Regions from separate parts of the Homo sapiens genome. Here region 1 is linked to region 2. A link is a loop called in an ENCODE intact Hi-C map of the cell type or tissue named here. Cell type or tissue: gastrocnemius medialis. All regions are shown on one strand. Each heading gives the region's core, and the rest is flanking DNA. Links, peaks and the distances in the headings are about the cores only.

Region 1 (5,384 bases), core at 232-5,231, 58 kb before region 2:
GAAAGTTTTAATTGACCTTATGTCTGTATAATTAAATGTATTTCATTAACTTTTTAAAGGTAAATAAATCTGGGGTTTCATCTAAGTGTCAAAAATATGATTTTCACCAATGGCCTACTTATTTTTGCCATTATTTGCATAAATAGCTTTCTGGTTTTTCTCAAGTTAACCTGTATGCTTGTGATGTGAAAGTCATAGTATGTATAAAAAATAGTACCAAGATGAAGTATAGATGGTCATTCTGAACCATTATTCCTTAGCAGAGTGAACTATATTTAAGGTTTTAGAAATAAATCGTATTTCCATGTCTGAATAAGACCTTAGTCTTATTTAAATAAATGTAGGGGAGATGGAGAGAAAGAATAAGATTTGCCTAAGAATACTAATATTAAGATGAATGGCAGGTAGGACACACTGAGGCTGTCAGGCATTGTTCTCAGTGTTTTACATTCACCATCTTGCTTCATCCTCACAACAGACTTTATCATTTGATTAGAAAAAAATCAGTACGATCTAGATGTTCTCATTGAATAACATTTTTTCATAAACAATTTAATTTCATTTAATTTATATTGTTACTATTTTTTATATAAGTAAATATGAGGTCTCACTATGTTGCCCAGGCTGGTCTCAAACTCCTGGGCTCAAGCAGTCCTCTCACCTCGGCCTCCGAAGTGCTGGGATTACAGGCATGAGCCACCACATCTGGCCCTGAACTATTTTAATGCAACAAGTATTTACTGAGTTCCGATAAATGAACCAAGTCTGGTGCTTTAGAACCATGATCTCAAACTGGAGGACATGTCTAAGAATATCTAGGCTTGGACTGTTTTAAGAGAATAAATTTCCAGATTCTCTATATTTTATTTATACTCTTTCCTGAAATTGACTTGTTTGAAGGCAACACTGATATAATGCTAGTCCACCTTCCCTACCCTCCCTTTAGCCCTGTGCCTTCTTATGATTAACAGAAGACAGCCATACCTTTCACCCATCTTGAATCTCACCATTGTACCTTTCTATGAGGTATAAAATCCTCCAGGATTCTAACAAAGGGATAGTCAAAACACTAGTGTCACGTGTGAAACTTCCTTTTATCAAGGTATCTTCCTCCATACATCTTATTAAGAGATGCATCTCCAAAAAAGGAAATTACTTTTTATGTTTAGTTCTCAAAATTTGTAACATTTGCATTGTCTTCATCGATTGTGTTTTACTATAATAGTAACCATACCACAATCCAACATAAATAAACAATAATATACATGTTTTCATTAAGGAAAGTATGATAAAAGTTATATTAAATACTGTGGAAGAAGCAGAATAGAAATACAGTTTCAGGGAGACCGATAAATGGCATAGCATTTTATATAGGAAAAAAAGATTCTGTTACAGTTTTAAAATATAGGATGGGGGATATCAGATTGCCCAGGTGTTTAGATTTTATTGGAATTAGTGATACAGTAGGGTTTTTTGTTTGTTTGTTTGTTTTTAAGACAGGGTCTTGCTCTGTTGCCCAGGCTGGAGTGCAGTGGTGCGATTTTGGCTCACTGCAGCCTCTGCCTCCCAGGCTAAAGCAATCCTCCCACCTCAGCCTCCTGAGCAGCTGGGACTACAGGCGAGTACCACCGTGTGTGACTAATTTTTGTATTTTTTTGTAGAGACGGGGTTTTGCCATGTGGCTCAGGCTGGTCTTGAACTCCTTGGCCCAAGTGATCCACCTCCTTCCACCTCCCAAAGTGCTGGGATTATGGGCGTGAGCCACTTTGCCTCACCAATATAGTAGGTTTAATAGCTTTAAAATTAGCAATATAATAGTGTTTTTAGGTGTCAGTTCTAAATAGACATAGATTGATATATAAATGAAAATATAACCTTTGCAGTGATTAAAACTTGTAATGAAAATTTTAGATGTCAACCTAAGAATATTCAAGGAGACACCTTTTTCCCCCCATTAAATTTGTTTTAGCAGGTATGTGAGCAAAACTTTTGAATAGTGCCGCAAAGGATATAGAGATCAAGAAGAAATAATTTTTGCCCTCAAGATGCTTGTTAGTTAAATGGTGAAGCAGGGGCATAGATACATGGTTTGGCTTAAATAAAGCCTTAATTGTGTCATGGTATTTTGCTGTTTGCTTAACATGGGCATTGTGCCTCAGTGTTGTGTCATGCTTGTTAAAATGACCCTTGAGTGGTAGTTTAGCTCATATGTGCTGTGTTACCACATAGGCTATTGTGCAGAACAGTGAGGAATTGTATATTGTGAAAGACAGATGGATAGGAACAGTGCCCACTGCACTTACCACCAATGAATGGTAGGGCTTTCTCTCATTGTCTAGTTGATGTGATCATAAAAAACATTAGACTGGAAGTCAGGACACCCTAATTCTCATCCTGAGTCTGCCACAGAACGTATGACCTTGGCTAAATCATTTAACGCATTTGAACTCTAGTTTCCTCATATAAAAAAAGTTTAAACTGGATGATTTTCTACCTGTGAAGTTTAGAGTTCATACATTTTTACACAGTATATGCGTTTTAGAAGGGATAGGTGCAGCAGATTTTAAGAAACAGATGCCAAAATAATGGAGTAGATTACTTACTGTAATATGCGGAGAAGAGTAGCTTACTAATTATTTATCTAAGTGTGATTAGGACAGTCTGTTATATGGCTTGTCGTAAGTGTTGTGGGTCTCACCACTGCCCTTTTTATTTAAAAAGAGAATTTCCTCTACTTTTGAGAATTAGAACAAATACTACACAGGATTAGTAAGCGAGAATACCAATTTCAGCTTCATGCCAGTGCCTCTAGTGAAAACCACATTTTTGCAGTGTTCTAGCAGAATATTAAAATGGCTTATGGATTACAGACAGCTCAGGCTTTGGTCTTTATAGGTCAGAGGTGGAAACCAACGGAGCAATTACCGTTCACTCTTATGGGCGGGGCTTCTTAGGTTCCTTATGGAGCTAAAGTGAAACTCTGGAACAGTTCCACTAGAATGGCTTTCCTGGGAGCTTATGAGGCTTACATTCTGAAACTGATACTCTTGTAGTACAAGAATAACTACAAACTGATGTGGAATTAGGAGGCCAGAGAGGGGAGAAGCCACATGTAGCTCTCATTCTCACAAGTCCTTTGGCTGGCGAACAGAGGTTTTTCCCGTCACTAAGCAGATATTTGGTTATATATTGACAAATCCTCTCTAAACAATTCTTAGAATAGAAGACTGATTCTGTCTTGTGCTTTGGAGGTGAAGGGGAAGAGCAATGTTGAAATGAGTGAAATTAGCTTGTGATGGTTTAACATCTGCAAATATCATCTATCTAACCAGTCTTTATCTCCTATGTGTGTTCTTAAATATGGTCCCCATTGTTTGAAGCCAAGAAAGATAACTGAGGAAATTCTATGGCTGATTTGCCGATGTTATTACCAATTATTTATTAGCCTTAGTATCGGATAGTTTGACTGATTTGCCATGTTGTTTTTTAGAAATGGGGGTCTTGCTCTGTTGCCCAGGCTGGAGTGCAGTGACGCAATCCTAGCTCACTGCAGCCTCGAACTCCTGTGCTCAAGTGATCCTCCTGCCTCACCTGTGAGTAGCTGGGACAACAAGCGTATACCACCACTTCTGGCTAATTTCTTTTTTTACTTTTTATAAAGACGGGGTCTCCCTATGTTGCCCAAAGGCTGATGATTTGCCTTTTTTAGGTAGAAAACCTGGACTGGGCCCTCAAGTTTTTAACTTTTTTTTTTTTTCTTGGTGATACAAAATGTGGGGTGAAGAGGTCTGTTAAAGTGACCAGGCTTGGTGCTATTTAAAGCCGAGGAGGGAAATACTGTTTCCTGGCAGGCTTTATTGTGTTTTTGTATTATTAAATCTCTTAAGTCAGCAGTTTACTTTTTGTCTAGTTGTATGTCTTGGCTTGTCTAAATGAATCATAATTAAAATTTAGTCACTGGGACTCTTAATCTTGTCTAAGCAGGAATTATAGTTTAGAGATACTATACCTTGCTGTGTATAGAATAAGAAAAGTATAAGTCTGCTATGATCACTGAGATGGGTTTTTATAAGTACTAAACTTTTTTAGAAGCATAGTTTTCTTTATCACCTGTCCCCCAGAAAGTTTAGAAAGTGAAAATTAAAAAGTAAGTAAAAATAATGGTATTGGAGTTATAATTTGGAAATTTGTTTCATTCACTTGCATTTTAATATTTATTATGTAAACATGAAATGATAAATTTGTTTCCTTTGAAAAGATTCAAGAAATAGAATAGTTTTAAAAGTAGTCTTTTACATTCCTTTGCTTATTGACAAAATCATCATCAGGAACATCGATTCAGGGAATGAGGCTTCTGATCCATCTCAAAACGAACATTACTAATATTTGCTATGGTCATTTGACATAAGTTTTTATTGAGTCAGAACTATACTGGGGCAGTAGCCTTCAAGCCAGTTAAACATGAATTAAGAACTTGTGTGCCAGGTACTGCACTAAATGTTAATGGCATAAAGGTGAATAAAACATCGTTTATACTGTGTTTTGTTTCACACAGGATTTGAGATGGCTGACAGAAAGTAACTAAAGTGAGATTGTAAAATGTAACTGAGGTTCAGAACCAGGGAAAAGATAAATTAGATTTGGAGGCCTAGATATGGTTAAATAATTAATTAGACATGAAACCCTATGGCTGAACAGTTCAGTTGAATGTTGATTTTAGTAGTGATATGATACAGAAGCTAAGCTTTGTTATAGTCACGCAATGTTGAGGCATGGTTAATATATTTAGCAGGATTATGAAGAGTTCAGGCATTTTTTGGAAACTCCTATGAATATGTCATCTAGAATTGGTTTTGTAAAATGGTAGTGCTTGTACTGTTTAGTTACATGTGTTGAATATCAGATGGATTTCAGTATTTTTTTAAAACTTTGCTTAAGCCTCTTAAGCCTCATTGAGTGGGGAGACTGCAGTGTAAGTATCCAGGCTGAAGACTGAACTTCCACCTTATTTTTATGTGGTAATGAGTTTTTGTTTAGATGATATATATGTTTTAATGTTGAGATGGAAAAAGTAGAAGTGAATTGCAGTGTAGAAACTACTCTGTTTCCTTTTTTATCTATTTTTATTTCAGTCATTAAGCTTTCCCCATCTTTAGTCTATTGAGTTGTTTCATGGCACGTTCGGAGGGATGGTGGGAATGCCCTTTGCTGAATCAAAAACTACTGTTTCTCCAACTTCACAGGTTAGAGAAGCTCATCAAGTCAATAATTTATAATTTTAATATGGAAGCTGTTTTGGGAACTCTTGTGGGCATATCTTGGTTTTAAAAGAAGAAAAAAGATTTACTGATTTAAGAGGTATATAAACGCAGCTTGCTGACAGT
Region 2 (5,384 bases), core at 102-5,101:
TATTAATGTTTTCTTTTTTTAAAAAATTTACTTTCAATATACTGCCAATAAAGTAATTTGCACTGTTATACTAAGGTATTAGACCACGTATTCTGAGTTCAGATTTGTTGCTTGACTCGTTAATGTATGTAGGTTATACCCAGTTTTGGTAAGCCTCCTGACCTTTGGCCCCATTCACAGCATTATCTCTATCTCTCAAAGGGAAAAAGAAGTTCATTCTTTGAACTGGGGAGTGCTCTGATGTTGGCAGGTCTACTCCTCCTCAGGTCTAGACACTCTTGGCCTCCACAGTGGTTTTATTCAGGAAAGTTCTCACCTTTGAATTGTAGACTTAGTGCAGACTTGCTGGTAGTTGGCTAGGCGGGATCACAACAGTGATTGGTATTGGTAAGTACATGTATTGCTGCCAAGAAGTTGCATAGTTCATGTGTTCAGTCATAGCCTTTTCTTTATATGACGACCCCGCTGAAATACAGAATGGCCTGCTGCCTTCTCACAGAAGGTCTACTGTTCCAAGCTTATTTTTTTCTGAGTGAGAAGAAAAGGTCTTTTGCCACTGTTTTCAGACTGAAATTTAAATTTCAGCTGCCTTGGATCCTATATAATAAAAGATTGAGACACAGAAATTGTTCTATTAGACTTGAAATTTCAATTGCTTTTACTTCCCAGTTTGTAGTAGTGTTTGAACCTAAAATCCTATGTGTGTTTTTAGTTACCTTTTCAAGTTAAACTTTCAGAAACTATCTGCTTAACTTAAAAATTTACTCTTGTTAATTGCCCAACCACATCTTACTTCATGTGTCAAAATCTGCCTGATATTTTTAATTTGGAAGTCCACAGTAGTGGGAAGTCATAGGAACTCCCAGTCAGGGTATTCACAGTAACTACTCACAGTAATAGGAACTCACAGTCAAGTCTAATTTTTCATTTTAATTTTTCCAATCCCTTCTTTACTTCTAGTATACTAATTGAAAAAAAAAAACTTGGGTTGCCTTTAGTTTCAATTTATAATTTTTATTAGGATTTTACTGATACTGTATCTTTTTGGTACTGGAGGTCTCAGAGGACTGACCTGGTTCTACTTGTTTGCTCTTGGGATTTAGAACGATAGTTTCTATTGTGTTGAGCCAGCAACATTTTGCTTATTTTCAAGAGGCAGAGTGGCAGAGTACTAAATTGCAAGGTTGTGCAGACCTTAAATAAGTGTATGGTGAGCTATAAAGTTACAATGTTAAATTAGTTTCTGGCTGGCCCACATTGTTTCCAAAGTTGACTTTGCATTTTAAAAGACCTTACTGATTTAAAAAGCGAATAGAGAACTGCTTGGAAACACATATCATCTGAGAGACATTCGAACATGCGGGGAAAAAAAAAAGTGGAAGGAAAGGTGCTGCTGGCTGGGCATCATAGACTAGAAAGCTGCATTTAAAGTTTAAACTGCTTGGGTAAGACATGTTTTCCTGGTTTATCCTCATGTTTTTTTCCATCTGTGTTCTCTTGCCATTATTACCACCAAATACAGGAGAATACTCCTTTACTTATTGTAGTCTTATTTGGGAGACAGACTAGAGTGTGGATTATGTAGGGACAGAAAGGGAGACTTGAGGGTTTTTTTTTGTTTTGTTTTGTTTTTTCTTCCAGTATTTAGGTTCATTGATGTACAGGGCATATGTTGTCTTCTTTTAGATTTTTCAGTGAAGTTTTGTACTCCTCTCCATAAAACTCTCACACATTTATATTTATACATATATATGTAATATATATATTATTTATTTATTGAGAAAGAGTCTTGCTTTGTTACCTAGGCTGGAGTGCAGTGGCATGATCATGGCTCACTGAAGGCTCAACCCCAAAGACTCAAGCAATCCTTCCACCTCAGCCTCCCAAGTAGCTGGGACCACAGGTGCACATTAATATGCTTGGCTAATTTTTTAATTTTTAAATTATTATTATTGTAGAGATGGGGTCTTGCTGTGTTGCCTAGGCTGGTCTCAAACTCCTGAGCTCAAGCAATTCACCTGCCTCGGCATCCCAAAGTGCTGGGATTATAGGTGTGAGCACCACTGGCTGGGCCAATGTTTTTTCTCTTATAATGTTTCTTCTGATACTTTGTGGCTATTCTGAATGTGTTCTTTTAAAAATTATCATTAGAAAGTTACTTCATTTTTCTTTTTTTCTTTTTTTTTGAGTCAGAGTCTCGCTCTGTTGCCCGGGCTGGAGTGCAGTGGCGCCATCTCGGCTCACTGCAAGCTCCGCCTCCCGGGTTCACGCCATTCTCCTGCCTTAGCCTCCCTAGTAGCTGGGACTACAGGCGCCTGCCACCGTGCCGGCTAATTTTTTGTAGTTTTAGTAGAGACGGGGTTTCATGGTGTTAGCCAGGATGGTCTCAATCTCCTTGTGATCCACCTGCCTTGGCCTCCCAAAGTGCTGAGATTACAGGCGTTACTGCATTTTTCTGCACCAGGATCTCTTTATTTTGTACTTAGGCTTTGCTTGCTCCCTCTTTGCTTTAGTTTCATCATCTGTGAAACAAAGGGGTTAGGTTAGAATAAGAAATTTCCAAAGATCTTTCTACTTCTCACAGTACGTGGTGCTGTGTCGAGGTAACGTCCTTTACATACCTCATGAAGTTAGTGCTAGTTGTACCATCCAAACCACACATAAGTTCTGTGAATACAACCAAACAGCTTTGTTCACATGTATTTGCATGTGTTTCAACTTACCGTGTTCTCTGCATAATGATTCTTCAACAGTTTGAGGTAAAGAGTGAATATTTCAGTTTAAAAATACAGTCAAAAGTATAGTTTCTTATTCTGGTGGACGTGGTTTACTACTACCTCCTCCCCCTGTGTTTTAGTTTGTTGCTGTGCTAGTTTTATTGCATATTTTCTCTCCTAAAAATAGATGGTCTTTATCTAAAGCGTAGTTTTTATAAATATTTGCATCTCAAGTAAATTTTTTCCTACCACATGGATTTCATGTGGTGAGTTCCATGAAAGCAGGTTGTGTTAAGAGGGCATTCTCCTAGTACCTGTTTATTCTTTTCCATACCTCTGCCCCAAGGATCTTGTTTACTGATGTCAGAATACTGGCAGTTTGAGTAGTACTCTTGAAGAGTTATTTTTGTATTTATTTCTGCTGGATTGAAGGAGGTAGATGTTGTACTCATTATCTCTCAGAACATCTATTCAATCCTAACCCCCAAAATATACCTTAGAAACAGGCTCTCTGTGTTTTTTTTTTTTTTTTTAATCTTTTATGAAGACATACAATACACACATTTCTCTTAGATGCTGGCCAGGAATTTGTTTGAACAAATTGAAATGGCAAGTTTTAACCCTAATTTGAATAGAGTTCCAGAAAATGAAGTTAGGGCAGAGGTTGGTGAGGGGTCATATTGGAGTGTCACTGAGCTAGTACCAATTTGTTTGTTTGTTTTGTGGTAAAATGCACATAATATAAAACTTAGCATTGTAACCATTTTTAAGTGTACGGTTCACTAGTGTTAAGTACACTTGTATAGTTGTGCAATCAATCTCCAGGACTCTTTTCATCTTGCAAAACTGAAACTCTGTACCCATTAAGTAACAACTCCTCATTTCCCCTTCCCTCCAGCCTCTGGCACCACCATTCTGCTTTCTGTTTCTATGAGTTTGAGCCAGTATTTGTTTAGCTTTTTCATTTTTGTCTTGAGAACTTGACCTTCTTTATGACAGCTAAATGGATGTTGAACATGAAGAGGAGAGTAATCCAGTAAAACTGGTAGCCACTCTTCATGATCCATGAGTGTTGGTAGTTGCCAACCCCGAAATTAGAGTATCAGTCAGTCTTCTGTAATGCAGTTTGGAAATTGCTATTCCTTGTGTTTGAGGATGATGACAATAGCTAGTGACTAACACTTACTTGGTACTTATTACATGCCTGAGGTTAGAGGAAAGACCTGCTTCTGGGAAGAAAGAGTAAAGGAAAGATTGGGTGCATGACAATGTATAGATACATAAAGGAAGTTCTTGTCTGTTTTCTCTGTTAAGCTCAAAGCTAAGTCATCTGTTGAAAGTTAGGGGGCTCAGGTTGGTTAGGAGGTTTAAATAAAGTGACAGATGTTTGCAATTACCAGGAAATGGGATAGAGACTCATCAGGGAAAGTAGAATAATACTAACAGTATTAGTGGTAATAATAACAACAACAAGAACAGCTAATAATGACTAGTTATCTGTTCTATGCCAGCTACATTTTATGTTGTAATCTTTATAGCAACCTTATTAAAGTAGTTGTTATTACAGGTAAGAGACTAAGTTGCAGAGTTAGGATGCCAGTGTCACTCTGCTGCCCCAAGCCCAGGTGTTCTTTCCTTTTTCTGCACTGTTAATGGCATTGGGAGTGTCTGCCTGACACTACAAACCAGAAGTTTAGAGTATAATTTTTAGAAATTGTTCTTCAGAGAAAGGAGGAAGAGTGGGCTGAAGTAAACGCTATATGTCTAAAATATCACAATTATGTTGACTTTTTTTTGCCACCAGAATGATTGATGCCCTTGATGGGTCATTTCACTAAATAAAGTGAGTTACCACAGCCCAGTAGAAACCCAGATCTGGTTGTGTGACCTTAATAGAGGTATCTGAAATTATAAATTGATTTTCTTCCAATAGCCCGCATCTGAAATAACTGGATTGAGGTTCATGTCAGTAAATTCTTCAATTTCTATGTAGGGAAAAATGAGGACCTTTTTGTTTGTAATTATTCTATTTATTGAACAGTTATTAGTTGTACTTCTAATCTGTACTAGAAGACTATATTACAAAGTGTTTATTTTCCCTAAACAATGGCTTCTCTTGATTCGTGTTCATTATTGCCCTAAATAAATTGAAATTTAGAAAAAGAAAAACCCAGTTTTCTTAGTATCATACATGCAAGCTTAAGTTTTCTTATTTGTTTGTTTTTATTTGACATACATGAAGGTTATTTCCAAAGATACAAATGGAGGCCAAAACAGTTTGACATAAAGCAGACCAAAACAGATTGAATTATACTGTACCTCTACACTGACTAGCATTTTGATGTCTAGATGGATAAGTAAGCATAGTGCTAATTTACAAGCGCAAACTCAACTAGTAAGATTAACTAATTTCTAGGCTGTAATGAATTTATATAAATATTCTTGTTATTCAGATGGGAAACCTCATAACTGTGCTGTAGATTAGACTTGCATTGCCTAAAACTGGAGAATGTAACTTTTTTTGTTTTTTTGACAAACCCACAGCCAGCATCATAGAGAATGTAACTTTGCCTCCCAAATCTGTGTATGTCAGATCACTTATAATTGGAGCTGCACAGTTCCCTCTTCTAGGTTTGACTCTTTAAACTTGGTAACATCTCATTAGGC

What was found. A loop is a pair of places that touch in the nucleus more often than their neighbours do. Peaks named below come from ENCODE experiments on the same cell type or tissue, not always from the same donor. Only the 100,000 strongest peaks of a DNase experiment are listed, where the experiment ranks them.
Region 1: a loop joins it to region 2, with 2.5 times the contacts of the local background. A loop is called at or near these places in 2 of 110 quality-filtered maps.

The regions. Positions count from the first base shown.
Region 1 is chr11:117,042,989-117,048,372 of GRCh38, reverse strand. All of the region lies in intron 1 of SIK3 (SIK family kinase 3), which reads left to right. Among named protein-coding and RNA genes, the nearest start is that of SIK3, 53 kb to the left of the region's middle. In gastrocnemius medialis, for the core only: no CTCF peak of the experiment used is centred there; a DNase peak (open chromatin) is centred at 2,972; H3K4me3 peaks cover 514 bases; H3K27ac peaks cover 2,059 bases.
Region 2 is chr11:116,985,188-116,990,571 of GRCh38, reverse strand. The region is part of intron 1 of SIK3 (SIK family kinase 3); the gene reads left to right. Among named protein-coding and RNA genes, the nearest start is that of SIK3, 110 kb to the left of the region's middle. In gastrocnemius medialis, for the core only: no CTCF peak of the experiment used is centred there; no DNase peak of the experiment used is centred there; H3K27ac peaks cover 1,963 bases.